2 separate regions of the Homo sapiens genome follow, and region 1 is linked to region 2. Evidence: read pairs that join two places in POLR2A ChIA-PET (ENCODE). Cell type or tissue: Panc1. All regions are shown on one strand. Links, peaks and the distances in the headings refer to the core of each region. The heading gives the core; the rest is flanking DNA.

Evidence for each region. ChIA-PET counts read pairs that join two places held together with the same protein. Peaks named below come from ENCODE experiments on the same cell type or tissue, not always from the same donor. Only the 100,000 strongest peaks of a DNase experiment are listed, where the experiment ranks them.
Region 1: POLR2A ChIA-PET joins it to region 2 with 11 read pairs; 2 of 35 experiments call an interaction of 5 or more read pairs at or near these places.

Annotation. Positions count from the first base shown.
Region 1 is chr4:177,297,735-177,300,546 of GRCh38, reverse strand. The region is part of intron 1 of LOC105377557 (a long non-coding RNA gene); the gene reads left to right. Among named protein-coding and RNA genes, the nearest start is that of NEIL3, 11 kb to the left of the region's middle. In Panc1, for the core only: no CTCF peak of the experiment used is centred there; no DNase peak of the experiment used is centred there.
Region 2 is chr4:177,557,489-177,560,300 of GRCh38, reverse strand. All of the region lies in intron 1 of AGA-DT (AGA divergent transcript), which reads right to left. Among named protein-coding and RNA genes, the nearest start is that of AGA-DT, 110 kb to the right of the region's middle. In Panc1, for the core only: no CTCF peak of the experiment used is centred there; no DNase peak of the experiment used is centred there.

The DNA of each region.
Region 1 (2,812 bases), core at 142-2,641, 260 kb after region 2:
GGCAGGCAGGAGGGTCAAAGACAGAAAAGCTGACCGAAGACAGAGGCAGAGTTAGTGAAGGCGGGTGGTGATGCTATGCTGATGCCTTTGAAGAAGGGTGAAGAGGCCATCGTCCAGGGAACACTGATGACCTCGGCAAGCCAGAAAGGGCAAGGAAACCGATTCTCCCCCCGTTGACTCCAGAGGGAACTAGCCCTACTGATTCTTTGACTCCAGGCCAGTGAGGCTGATGTTGAGTTTTTGACCTCCAGGACAGTAAGAGAAAAAATCTGTTGTGTTGTAACCCACTGAATTTGTGATAATTTGTTACAGCAGCAATAGGAAACTAATATATCTGGTTTAGAGAGGAATAGATCAGAAGCAAATCCTGAAACAGGATACACAGTAAGGAGGTTTAACAGTGAGGAGTAACAATATTGCCAGGCACTTATCGTAGCACTGGAGCTAAAATAGCCATCAATACAGAAAATAATAGTAATAATAATACCCGCTCTCTTCAAGTATATAAGCTACTGAATCATATGGGTTTTTGTCGTACTCTAGAAAATAACCTCTTGTATAATGCTAATTTATTTTCCTCCTCCATCATATATTAGCTATTTTTTTCTATCTGAACATACATTTTTACTTTTGATTTATTCAGATTTATCAACATTTTATACCGTGATTTGTTCTTTCCCCCAAATCCAAGGTTATACCAATGTCATAAAAATGTCCTCATGCACAGTTTTAATAAACTTTATAGTTTTATTATGCTAAATTGATCATTGTTTCCAGTATTCACTTGCTTCCTCACAGCAGTTTTATTAATGCTATCATTGATGTGTCTTTCTCTAGAGGATAAGACTTCACCACACCGTTGTCAGGCCATTTGACTACCTTAGTCAATTGAATGTGAGTTCTTTTATCTGATCATAAATTTGTGAGTGAGAAATAAAATGTTTATTTTTAGGCCAGGCATGGTGGCTCATGCCTGTAATCCCAGAACTTTGGGAAGCCCAGGAGGGTGGATCACTTGAGGTCAGGAATTCGAGACCAGCCTGGCTAATCTGGTGAAACACTGTCTCTACTAAAAATACAAAAATTAGCTGGGCGTGGTGGTGGGTACCTGTAATTCCAGCTACTCAGGAGCCTGAGGCAGGAGAATCACTTGAACCCAGGAGGCAGAGGTTGCAGTGAGCCGAGATCGAGCCACTGCACTCCACCCTGGGCAACAGAGTGAGACTTGAGACTCTGACTCAAATAAATAAATAAATAAATAAATAAATAAATAAATAAATAAGACTCCATCTCAAAAAAAAAAAAAGTTTATTTTTGGAAGCCACTGAGACTTTGGAATGGTTTCTTATGCAGGAAACCTAAAAAACTTTGATTAAAACTTTTATGTTTACATTTAGGTCTTTTATCTATGATGCCATCGTTATATGCAGAATTCACAGTTATATATGTCTGTTCTTCCTCTTTAGTTTTGTTGGTCTATCTGTTCTTGCCCCACGTCAATACTATTTTTATTACGGTGGTATTATAATATGTCTTCATATCTTGGAAAGTGAGTTCCCACTTTTAGTCTTTCTTTTCAAAATTATATTAGCTTTCTATGAGTGTTTAAACTTCCAGGTTATATTTAGAATCAGTTTCATATTCCTCCTGAAATTCATCTGAGATTTTAATTATAAATACATTAAATTTATAGGTAAGTTTAAGAAAAAATTAATAGCTTTACAATGTTAATGTGTCTTCTTTTATTAAGGTCTCATTGGATTAAGTTTATTAATTTTATAAGTCTCTCTGTGAAGGTGGTGCTTTCTTTATTGGCTTAATTCCTAGTTATTTCATAGATTGATATATTCAGTGGCATATTATTTTCTATTGTATTTTTAATTTTTTTTATTGTGTAAGGCACTTGATTGCAGTGTGAAATGTGAACACTCAATTGGGGAAGAGAAAAACATATTAGCATTTCTGTATATTTAAATTTTTTTTATTTTTAAAAATATTTTAATTTTAAGGCAAGTAGTTCCTAATGGATTAATAACCTAGCTCTATACTTATAATAATATATAATATTTATGAGGCACTGACTTTGTACTATGAATATTTAAGTGCTTTTCAAGTATGATTCACTTAATCCTTGCAGCATCCCAAAGTGATAAGTATTATTATTGTTCTCATTTTACAGATGAGAAAGCTGAGGCTGAGAAGGGATACGTAACTTGCCTAAATTCATACAGATAATGACACAACCAAGATTTGAGTCTAGGCAATCTTGTCCTTGTTACACCCCCAATGGTTTCTTCTTGCCCGCTGTGCAGATAAAGCCAATGTATTGAGACAGCAGTGTTACAGCAGAGAAAGAGTTTAATTACTGCAAGGCAGTTGAGCAGAAGGATGGGAGATGTTTCTCATATTTGCCTCACCAACAACTTGGAGCCTAGGGTTTTTAAGGATAATTTGGTAGGCAAGGGGCTAGGGAATGGGTGCTGCTGATTGGTTGGGGATGAAATCATCAGAGCATCCAAATTGTCTTCTTGTGCTGAGTCAGTTTCTTGGTATGAATCATGGGTCCAGGTGGCATCACTTGGTCTGACTGAATGTAAAAGTCTGAAAAATATCTCAAAAACCAATCTATAGTAATGTTATCTATAGGAACAATTGGAGAAGTTACAAACCTAGTGACATCTAGCTACATGACTCCTGAACAGTAAGGAATTATAGAAAAGCAAGCTAGGGAGCAATAACTGCTTTTTATTTAAATATGCCCACATCTTTGCAGAATTCAGGTCCCTCCCATAACCCTAACCCTGTAGCCTTT
Region 2 (2,812 bases), core at 312-2,811:
GATCTCTATAGAAATGGCTTTATCAAATCAAAATTTAGTGCTATGTCCTTGAATTTTATGATATGAGAAAATGCTACATTTTAAAATAGACAATCGTAGGCCATACTATCAAACATCATTATTAAAAGCTGTTCCCCAGGAACCTGAAGCCCACAGATACTCTGTCCAAAGAAGAAAGAACTCTTATGAATGAACCATGTTAACTCACCCAAGAATTAGCATATCTCAGGAGATCTGCCCAGCAATGTTCTTTAATTACTCTTAAAAATTTCCCGGCCGGGTGCGGTGGCTCACACCTGTAATCCCAGCACTTTGGGAGGCCGAGGTGGGCGGATCACGAGGTCAGGAGATTAAGACCATCCTGGCCAACACGATGAAACCCCATCTGTACTAAAAAATAGAAAAAATTAGCCGGGTGTGGTGGCGGGCGCCTGTAGTCCCAGCTACTCGGGAGGCTGAGGCAGGAGAATGGCGTGAACGCGGGAGGCAGAGCTTGCAGTGAGCCGAGATCGCGCTGCTGCACTCCAGCCTGGGCGACAGAGCTAGACTCCGTCCCCCCCGCCACCCGCCCCAAAAAAATTCCCATGCTTTGTCTCTTCTCTAGCTGCATTTGTGACTTCATGTTCTTAATGTTACACAAAAACACTAAGCCCAAATGTCCTATCAATGACTGAAAACATAAAATTTAAAAATCAAATATAAGCATTCACATTTATTAGCAAAAAAATTAATATCTATAGTGTGAGACTTAATGTGGTATATATTGGTAATTCTCACTTACTTGAGAGTCTGGATTCTATCAGAGAAGGGACCATTGCTTTAGGAAAGAACTCTGTATGATACTTGTCTAGAAAATAAGAGATGAGATGTATATGTCTTAAAGGAATATTCAAGACCAATGATTCCAAATAGAGACTTGTGTTGGCAGCTTTTCAGGAGATGATAAAAGCAACATATAACAATATTCAGGCATTTAAAATGGGACAGAGGAACCAGAGCATAATTTTGAAGAGGCAGCTGTGACCTAGCAGCAGATGGTCACCCTGCCTGCAGTCGGCTTAGGGATAGAACAGCAGGAACCAAGCTGCAGGAAGCCCACAGAGGGATGGAACCAGCAGGAGGGTTGTAGGGTTTTTTTTGTTTGTTTGCTTTTGTTCTATAGCAGGAGGGGGGATTTGTTTGTTCCTTCTTTAATTCTGATGGAGGATTTCAAGCTATGTCCAACAAAAATCACTGTGACGGTGGTGGAAGGAGCGTTGCAATAAGAAAACTAAATAAAACATACAGAATCACTCCAATAAAGGGATGATTGTTTCTTTCTCAGGGTTATATACCTGTTACCAGTTGTATTTTCTGAGATCTAAATTCCATCTTAAATCTCTTGCCACTAAAAGGAAAAGGGGGTTAATATATACTCTCAATCTTGCATATCAGCATCCACATTTGCTATGGATCTCAAGATTAAGAACCAAGACACACTCTTCAACAGGTCGCATACTTAAACACGATGTGTTCCATAATGTCATTTCTTACCAACAACATATTTTGAGCTTAGCTGTTAAGGAACCAATGCCTCTACAATGAATCTTGCTGGACTGAGGCTCTGAATGATTTTAAAAGGACTAAAAGTAGTGTACGTTTGAAGTCTCTTAACAGTGAAGAAAGAGAAATGTGCTCTCATTCCTTCTGATGCTCTGTCAGTTGCAAATCCAGTCAAGTTTCTAACATTACTCCAATGCCTTTTGTACTTTATGTTTGATTAACATGGTATTTTGGGATTTTTTTTTTTAATGCAGTGATTTTTATCTTTGTTACAACCATAAGTTCATTCCCCAAAAAGAGCTGTGTGGTGCTGCTAGAGTGAAACGGCAACGGTTCCCTTGTCCCCCTCGCAGGGCATGTGATGGTGGTGTGGCTCGCTTCTTGAGTGCCCGGCTGCTCAAAACTCTGTGGGAGCATACAGATGCGTGGGCTGTGGGGCTCCAACCCCACGGCAGTGTCTAGGGGTGAATGTTTACAGCTGAAGGCTCAGAAAGTGTGTTATAGGGTGCTCTTTTAGTTTGCCGTCTATAGGCGGCTTGTGTTAGTCAACTCAATTAGACCCAGGACTTATTGCAAGGACAGAGGGCTTTCTGTATCCCTGGTTCTTGCCTTGTTCTATGGGAAGAATCGGATTACACGTGGGCTTGGAGACTGAATGCAAAGGTTTTTTTGTTTGTTTGTTTGTTTTTTTGAGAGGGGAGTTTCACTCTTTTCGCCCAGGCTGGAGTGCAATGGTGCGATCTCGGCTCACCACAACCTCCGCCTCCTGGGTTCAAGAGATTCTCCTGCCTTAGCCTCCCGAGTAGCTGTAGCTGGGTTTACAGGCATATGCCACCTGCCTGGCTAATTTTTGTATTTTTAGTAGAGACGGGGTTTCGCCATGTTGGCCAGGCTGGTCTCAAACTCCTGACCTCAAGTGATCCGCCCGCCACGGCCTCCCAAAGTGCTGGGATTACAGGCGTGAGCCACCGTGCCCGGCCGAATACAAAGTTTTATCAAGTGGAAGTAGCTCTCTGCAGATGGGGGAGCCAGAAGGGAGATGGTTTTCCCCCGGAGTTGGGCCGCTCCGTGGTCCAGGACTCTCCTCCAACTGCCCCGGCCAAACTCCGCCTTGTCTCGCGGGTCAATGGCCTCCTGGCCTGCCGGTGCCTGTCGCGTGCTCTTCCGCTGGCGTGCTCTCAACAACCAGCCACTTGTGTCTTCCTCCACAGATGTGTTCCTCACGACCTCCAGCCGCTTGTGTGTCTGCCCGCTAGGGTCTCGAGTTTTT